Linked DNA regions of Homo sapiens: regions 2 and 3 are each linked to region 1. A link is a contact called in ENCODE Hi-C or POLR2A ChIA-PET data. All regions are on one chromosome and are shown on one strand. Each heading gives the region's core, a stretch centred on a gene start or an enhancer-like site at or near the end of the contact. The rest is flanking DNA. Distances are from core to core; before and after follow the strand shown. Region 1 overlaps DOCK9 (dedicator of cytokinesis 9). Region 2 has its middle 38 kb from the start of DOCK9-DT. Region 3 has its middle 49 kb from the start of UBAC2-AS1.

Region 1 (2,723 bases), core at 54-2,553:
ATCATCAACACAGCTCTCCACCCACAAGGGTGTTAGGTCTGAAGCCAGCTCCAGAGAATAATTGATCATATAGGTGATTCAGGGGTAAGAAATCACTTTATTCACACAGCACGCACCCACAACACAACACTTCCTCCTCATACTTAGCCTTTTTTCTTGAAACTACTAAGTGCTCAGACCATTTGGAACTTTGTAGGAAAGGATAAAGTGTGGGTTTAAACCTGGAGCCATGGTAGATTGGTATCACTTTGGGCACAGATTTTCTAAGTTACTTCAAGTTACAGGCAAGTGCCCATCCCAATAAACAGCTGAGCCATTTAGGGATTTATCCCTAGTTCTCCAAAAACACCCGGAAGACATCCTTCCTCAGCATCAGGTTTATAATCTTGTCACGCATCCCATGGCTGGCATTGACATGGTTACCATTAAATGCAGTTCTGTTGAGGTGCGAGCAGCTCAGTTTGGGTGTGTCATGACGTATTGAACTTTTCCCTTGACCCCAACATGCCTTCATGTATAGAGGGAGAAGCTGCTCCGAAGGCACTCTGCTTGTGTCATACGCAGTGCTGAAGAGGAGGAGGAGAGCTGCCAGTCAGCCAGGAAAAACCGGGTCACTGTGGATTTTTCCCTTCTAATGATTCCACCTTTGCCAGAGGAGACATTGAATGCAACACCTTCCCTCCCACTGCCGGAAGTACTAAGTTCTCCAGTGGCTCTGATCAAGTGGGCAGGCCAGAGGGTGCATCCATACCAGTTTTGCCACTAATTTCCCCTGTATTTTTTTGTAAATGAAAATATTCACATATTTTATTAAGCCTGATATATATATGTATATATATACACACACACACACACGCATAATTTTTTTTTCAATTGGCCACCAGCACCTTGAATAAAACATCTTTTTTCCACTATTGTTTTTGCTTTGATATTTGGTAAAAAAATTTTTTTTATTTCAATTGGAAATTCAACTGGGAGAGTTTTTAAATCTCCTGTGTTTGCAATCACATGATGAGATTCTTGTTCTGCTTTTTTTCCACAAGAACCTGCTGCCTAGTGGCAAAATTGCCCTCTTGTTTGCCCCAAGCTTTCTGACGTTTGCAGTGTTGAGCTAAGCTGATGAGGGAGTGACCTCATCAGTTTAGGACCTCTGGCCATGCTGTGCTGACGTGTCCCTGTTTGTCCCGGTTGGGCACCTGCCTATTGTGTTCCCTGAGCAGTGCCCACAGCACGCCCCATAATGCACCCTGGGTGATGGCGCCTGGGCTCCAGGTTCTGGGGTGCTTTGGTCACAGCAGCACCACAGGCACTTGCTGTTTCAGCCACGGCTGTTGTCCTCAGGAGGTGGTTGGTTGTGCAGTGTCTTCTGAGTCATGGTTTCTGTTCTTGATCCTAGCACACATACTTTCTTGCATGAGGTTTCAATATACTTGGCATCTCAGAAGGTTTTACTTGGCATAGCTAAAGCTGTGTTTATCCAGTGAGAAAGGTCTGTGCCTTCTGCTTGTCCCTCAGGAGAGCGTGCTGAGGAGACAAGCTAGGGCTTCCATGGGCAGCATCTGAGTGTGTTATATTTGGGCGAAAGGGTGCCTGTGGTTTAATTGTCAGCAAGTTACTTGCACCTTCCAATGTGTATGATCTGACTTGATTCTAAGAGTCTTTCTCTTCCAAGGGAGAAAAGGGAAACACGTTTTCCTCCCGTAATTAAATAGAAAAATCACCTGTATTTTCTTTTTAGCACCAACAAAGTAGCACATTGGGAAATTCCGTGGTTCGCTGTGATAAACTTGACCAGTCTGAGATTAAGAGCCTACTGATGTGTTTCCTCTACATCTTAAAGAGCATGTCTGATGGTAGGTTAAAAAATGGAGATTTCTGTTTTGCTCGTTTCAGCACTTGGTTTGTTTGGTTTTAACTTGTAATAAGTTGAAATGATACAAAGATTTCAAAGGATTTTCTTGTTTAAAATGCATATTCATTGACTAAATGTAATTGTTAAAATGCAATTCATTGACTAAGGTTCTTAGAAATAAGAACCTTATTGTGGGAAAATCATTTCCTTAATTATTTTATTCTAGAAAATGAGTTCCAAAATGTGAATGGGCCTATTTCTTAAATTTATATTAAACTGGGACCTGCCATCTTAACTAAAGGAGATAGAAGCACATAAATAAAATAGCTTTTGGCTTTAAAAAAAATTTTTATTCGTCCAGACAAACTTACTGTCAACTTAAATAACTGTGTTAGTCTCTGGAATTAGAATATATGTTGTGGGGGGACCTAAGCATTCCTTCCATTTAGAGTGTGTATATTCCTGGCTCAAAGTGGGAGATATGTTATTTTAGTTTTCTAATGGAAATGGTAGTATCATAGTAGATTATGTTTCTGTTTAAGGGTTTGACAACCACATTTTAAAATAAGAATGAGCAGAACTATGAATGCTCTATCTGGACCGTATAAGGCTTGCAAATGTGTGTGACAGGACAGTTTCAACTCTGTTAGCTCATCTGTGTATCTGGCTATGTAATATAAACAATCCCAGTAAACAATGTCGCAGTTCTTATCCTGGGCAAAAATCTTATTTTTCCTACAACGAATTAAAAGGTGTGCTGTGAACTTCATTAAGGTGATTGAATTAGGATGAACTCTCCTAAAAACAAAGTGCCATTTTTTGAGAACCTGAAGGCCTCTTGTGCTGCTTATATCTGGGGGCGGGAGGTGTG
Region 2 (2,700 bases), core at 86-2,585, 270 kb before region 1:
ACTTCACTTAGAATAATGGCCTCCAGCACCATCCAGGTTGCTGCATAAAGACATTTCATTCCTTTTTATGGCTGAGTAGTATTCCGTGGTGTATATATAGCACATTTTCTTTTTCTTACTTGTTGGTGGACACTTAGGTTGGTTCCATATCTTTGCAATTGGAAATTGTGCTGCTATAAACATGTGTGTGCATATGTCTTTTTCACATAATGACTTATATTCCTTTGGGTAGATTCCTGGTAGTGGGATTGCTGGATCAAATGGTAGTTCTCCTTTTAGTTCTTTAATGGTAGATCTACTTTTAGTTTTTCTTTTTTGTTTTGTTTTTTGTTTTGAGACAGTCTCGCTCTGTCGCCAGGCTGGAGTGCAATGGCGCGATCTCGGCTCACTGCAACCTCCGCCTCCCAGGTTCAAGTGATTCTCCTGCCTCAGCCTCCCGAGTAGCTGGGACTACAGGCGTGCACCACCATGCCCAGTTAATTTTTGTATTTTTAGTAGAGACAGGGTTTCACCATGTTGGCCAGGATGGTCTCGATCTGTTGACCTCGTGATCTGCCTGCCTTGGCCTCCCAAAGTGCTGAGATTACAGGCGTGAGCCACTGTGCCCGGCCTACTTTTAGTTTTTAGTGCTTGTCTGTTTGGATCATCACACATTACTTGCTCCCTGCTGCCAGGCCTCAGTCTGCGCTACACCCATATACTACTTATTTTCTAGACTTCCAAAGTGCTGGGCACCACCCAGTCCTCTGCCAGGCACGGTCCTCTCTGCAGGTGATCCGCTGCCTGTGTGGGGGTCTCCTCCCTCCAAGCAACCATTTTCACCCACAGGCATGTCTCAACTCCAGGTGCAGACCCCTCCCTGACTGTCCTGTTCCATCAACTCCGGTTCTGTTAAAAGGATGTGAACTTTACAGACTTCCCAGCAAGGCAGCTCCTTGGAGGCAGAGACCTCATTTGGAATACGCTCAACTATATTAAAATGTGATTTTGCTCAACCATATGAAACACTCAGTTGTTAGGACAAAAAAAAAAAAAAACCCTGCTTTTCACATTCCCATTTTACCTCTACAATGTATCATTTCATCAAACACCAATTCACAAATGGAACTTACATAGCTCGTTAACTACAGTGTTTTATTCTCTTATGAAAATATGTCAGAAAGATTTGAGAGTCTGGGACTGTGGTGAAGCCCCCATCAGCCCGGGCATATGGTGGGGGAGGTCAGGAACATTTTCTTCCAGCTCTCTTCAGACAGCAGCCAGACAGTTTTCAGCGCCTTTTTTTTTTTACCGTTTTGGTGACTCATTTCCTCACTTGAGACACAGAAATATGAATGCAGTGTCAACCAACCATAAAGGAGTGTTACGAGAGTTCTGGTCATGGAGTAATCATAATTGTATTTGGTATATGATTTGACCGTATTTATTCATAATATAATACTCTAGGGTTTGAACATCTTATTTTTGGTTCTGCTGTGAACTATATAGAACGTGATGGAAAATCACTCCCTGCACATTACCCTGGGCTGCAGTGTCCATAAAAGGCGATATGCTGGCTCAAGAAATTGAAATTGAATGATTTCATAACCAACCTGTGAGCCTCGCTTCCTCCTTCACATATGAAAGCACGTTGGCACAGAGGGGAGAAAATTTTTTTTTCATATGTTTCCACCTCACAGCTCCTTTTCTAGGTCTCCTAGTTGGAAAGACATTGATTTCTACGTGGGAAGACTTTTGCACCTGCAAGAATCCTTCACGGTCATATAGTGTCACCTCTCTCCCAAGGCAGAAATCCCATCTGCAATATTGATCAATGACCTGTCAAGGATGAATTAATTGAGTGCCTACTATGTGCTAGCTAGGCATTGTGCTGAGCCTCACACAATGGCAGACCCTGAGATAAGAATTCAAGTGCCAGGAATTTGAGAAAGGGTCCCGGAAAACACTGGAAATAGTGGACATGAGACAGAGAAGACAAGAAAGCCAATAAAGGATGCACATTATCAAGCAAATTACCACCATGGGCAGATAGAGCTCGATCCCACTAGAGAATTCTGAAAACCAAGACTCAGAATTCATCCAACCAAGGGGCCAGGGATCTGGGGTATTAATCCACCAATTCTCCATCTGTCATGGGTTCAGGCTGCTTTCAGGGGAATGAAATTTCCAGCATGTCTGGCTTCTCCATGCATGGGCACAGTGTGTTTTCAAGGTCAGAAAAAAAAAGGCTTTGAGTGGAGATTTTCAGGGGTCAGCTATAAGTAGAAGTGAATGCCAGTGGGAGGTGGGGCCACTGATACCATCTGCTACATTCAGGAAGACAGAGAATTAAGCTCTTCTCCCTACTTTTGATCTGAAGGAGCAAACGGGGACATTTGCTCCTTGAATCCAGTGGAATCCAAGGGGAAAGCCCTGGAGCAATGGAGGTGATGAGTTTGAACGAAGATGTACAAAACCTGAGTTAACTGAGCGTGCAGATGAGCAGAGAGAAGAAAAATGGCTCTAGATGACATCAGGCCATGACTAGTCATCAGTTGCCACATGAGGTTTTCAGGAATGACATGGAAATACCAGCTTTCCACAGCTGTCTGGCTCTCCCCAGGGAAATGGGAAACCCTGGTACAGAGTCGAACCTTGGGCAAAAGGGTTGGAAGGAAGCAGGTGATCTGGGCAGAGCTGCCAGCTCTTCCTCCTTCCCTG
Region 3 (2,700 bases), core at 117-2,616, 300 kb before region 1:
CACCCACAGTCCTGTGGGTTGGCTGGGCTCAGTTGGGAAGTTCTCCCTTGGGGTCTGTCATGCAGTCGCAATGAAATGTCAACTGGGGCTTCAGTCCTCTGAAGACTTGGCGGGGCTGAATACCCATGGGTGCTCACTCTCATGATGTGCATTGAAGTTGGCTATTGGCTGGAAGCTCCGCTGGGTCTGTGCCTCACAGCACTCCCACTCAACCTCACCTTGCAGCTTTCACAGCCTGATATCTGGGCTCACAGAGGGAGCATTCCAAGGGCAAGGGATCCAAGATTCCCAGGCAGAAGCTGCAAGGCATATTGTGACCTGTCCTCAGAAGTCCCAGAGTGTCACTTCCAGCACATTCTCTTGGACAAAGCAAGTCAAGTGTTTCACTTGAAATTTTATAAAGTTTAGGAAGCAAGTAAGAAAGCATGCAGAGTCACTTGAAATAATTTTCATAGAGCTGTTCAGTTGAGATTGGTGTGTATTGCTGTGTGTATATATCTTATCTCTGAAAGTAAAAAAAAATTTTTTTAAGACTGTTATAATAGTTTTTTTCTTGCACATGATTTTTTCCTGATGTTTTAAATTTTAAAAAATTAAACAAAAAATTGTTTGCAGAATATGTCTTTTTGTTTGTTTTCATCTTCTCAGGAGCTATCACTGTGCCTGAGCTGGGTCTCAGGGAAGATTTGGGATAGGGGAGCTGATGTCAAGCAGCCCCTTGCATCCCTGCCTCTTTATGGAGCCTGATTCCCCTCCCTGTAGCCAGTTCACATGTTCCTTCATCAACAAAGGCTTCAAGAATGGCCACTGGTGTGTTCCACATATGGCTTTAACTGGCAAGGGTATCTGGATGGACAAAGTAGTCATGGGCCCTCTCCTTGGGGCCCTTGAGTCTGGCGAGGCCCTGTGCACTTCCCACTTTGCTGGCTAGAATTCCCCACCTGGAACTGGCAGTTAGCGGTTCTATATGTCTCCTGGGCCCCTTTAGAGTCCTATACACCTGTTTGGTAAGGTGAGTCAACTCTAGCCAGTCCATTTATGTGGATATTGTGATTTAACAGGTCTTTTTAACTTCTAGTTTAAAAGAAAGCATTTGAACAGTAGCCATCAAGATATAACACTGTCATGCCGGAGAATAATGCCAGTGATGTGACCGTTCAGCCCAGGGAAAGAAAGTCTTAGAAGCCACCAAGACAACGCTGCACCTGCAGGGGACCACTTGCTCTGTCCACCTTGGGTAGGTCTTGCTGCTCTGGTCTCCTCACTCTGCTGAGTCACATGGCTACTCCCATACTTAATCTCACTGCAAATATGGCCATGTGTCAAGAATAAAATAGACATGGCCCGGTGCAGTGACTCATGCCTGTAACCTCAGAACTTTCAGAGGCTGAGGTGGGAGGATTGCTTGAGCCCAGGAGTTTGAGACAAGCTTGGGCAAAGTGGTAAGACTCCAGCTCTACAGAAATAAGCAAATAGATCAATACAATACAATACAATACAATACAATACAATACAATACAATACAATACAATACAATACAATACACATGAGCACAACTAGGTTCCAGGCAATACAATATAGCACAAGGAATTGATCATTGGCCTCAGCAGTTGAGCCAAATGAATAGTTAGCAGCTGATTTTAGACATGTCCCATAGTGCTATGCACTTCACTTACTGTCAAAGGAAGACATGAATAAGATAGGAATTAAAATAGACTTTCAAATATTTCCTTGTAAGTGGCTTTAGTTCCCAGAGGAGATTATTCCATAACATCGTCTTTTCTCTTTCAACAAGAATTTCTTCACATTGGTTGCCAACACCCATTATGCTGCATAGAAGTATTAATCATCCATGTGGAATTTTATATTTTCAAAGCCTCTTAAAAAAATCAACCCTCTCCTCTGCCTTCCCCCACGGTGCTCACAGACCATGGCCCTGAGGGCATGCACAGACGAGTCTGTTTTTGTTTGTTACTGGCTTGCCAGGCCAGGTTGCTAAATGTACTTGATTCATCAAATACTTGTGAGCTCAGGGAAATCTAAACAAATTTATTTAATTCAGGCCCAGACACAGAGGTGGGTCAGTGTGTCCCCATTTATTGCATGGTGTGCTGAAGTCCCCAGAAGAGATCAAAAGCAGACACAGGGTGAGGCCACAACATGGCAGGCATTATGTCAGCGCTCTTGATCTCTAAGTCATTACTTAGGAATATATGCAACATAGTAATGATGGTTTCAGACACTCTCAATGCATAGTCTGACTCAACATCTCACTTTGATGGAAAGAACCTCAGTCGACAATGAATGGACAAGACCCGAACGTGTATGGTGTCATGAAACCAGGCATGTGGAAGCAGGTTTCCAAAACAGGTTGGAGACTGGCTCTTCCTAAAGTCTTGCCCATCTGTCAGTTGTATCATTGTCCACATGGTTACTCAGCCCTGAAGCCTCAGAGTCAATCTCTCTTTCTCCCACCTCATCTGCCCCCCTCTCCGTACCGCCATATTTAATACATCAGCTAAGCTTGTTGGTTCCAGGAACACAATACCTATATTCTCAAACCTACCATTTCTCTCTGTACACACCAGCCTCACTCCAGCCCAAGCCAACTCACTCTCCCACCTAAAGAACTGCAATGATCTCCTGGCTTACTAATACATTTAACCAAAGAAGAAAAAAAGAATTAAAAATGTCTACCAG

What was found. Hi-C counts contacts between places; a loop is a spot of excess contacts on that map. ChIA-PET counts read pairs that join two places held with the same protein, here RNA polymerase II (POLR2A). Pooled maps may share reads with other maps.
Region 2: a pooled map shows a loop between it and region 1 (4-fold over the local background). The contact joins two enhancer-like sites. A Hi-C loop is called at or near these places in 2 of 168 maps with a recorded cell type or tissue (CD8-positive, alpha-beta T cell and naive thymus-derived CD4-positive, alpha-beta T cell), 4 of 37 single-sample maps with no recorded cell type and 8 of 50 pooled maps. POLR2A ChIA-PET finds 5 or more read pairs at or near these places in 2 of 52 experiments (activated T-cell and activated naive CD4-positive, alpha-beta T cell).
Region 3: a loop to region 1 is called in a pooled map, with 2.4 times the contacts of the local background. The contact joins two enhancer-like sites. A Hi-C loop is called at or near these places in 1 of 37 single-sample maps with no recorded cell type and 2 of 50 pooled maps. POLR2A ChIA-PET finds 5 or more read pairs at or near these places in 2 of 52 experiments (activated CD4-positive, alpha-beta T cell and activated naive CD4-positive, alpha-beta T cell).

What each region holds. Positions count from the first base shown.
Region 1 is chr13:98,852,538-98,855,260 of GRCh38, reverse strand. DOCK9 (dedicator of cytokinesis 9) reads left to right here. Exons shown (of 53, transcript NM_001366683.2): 35 at 1,739-1,853. Among named protein-coding and RNA genes, the nearest start is that of DOCK9-AS1, 22 kb to the right of the region's middle. RefSeq lists an enhancer at 1,143-1,452. Within about 2 kb of position 1,303, at least 4 of the 41 ENCODE cell types and tissues checked have a DNase peak (open chromatin) inside an H3K27ac peak, as active enhancers do.
Region 2 is chr13:99,123,751-99,126,450 of GRCh38, reverse strand. No RefSeq gene overlaps it. Among named protein-coding and RNA genes, the nearest start is that of DOCK9-DT, 38 kb to the right of the region's middle. RefSeq lists an enhancer at 1,283-1,382. Within about 2 kb of position 1,335, at least 2 of the 41 ENCODE cell types and tissues checked have a DNase peak (open chromatin) inside an H3K27ac peak, as active enhancers do.
Region 3 is chr13:99,150,342-99,153,041 of GRCh38, reverse strand. No RefSeq gene overlaps it. Among named protein-coding and RNA genes, the nearest start is that of UBAC2-AS1, 49 kb to the left of the region's middle. RefSeq lists a cis regulatory region at 920, an enhancer at 836-1,005 and silencers at 1,312-1,381, 1,392-1,441. Within about 2 kb of position 1,366, at least 4 of the 41 ENCODE cell types and tissues checked have a DNase peak (open chromatin) inside an H3K27ac peak, as active enhancers do.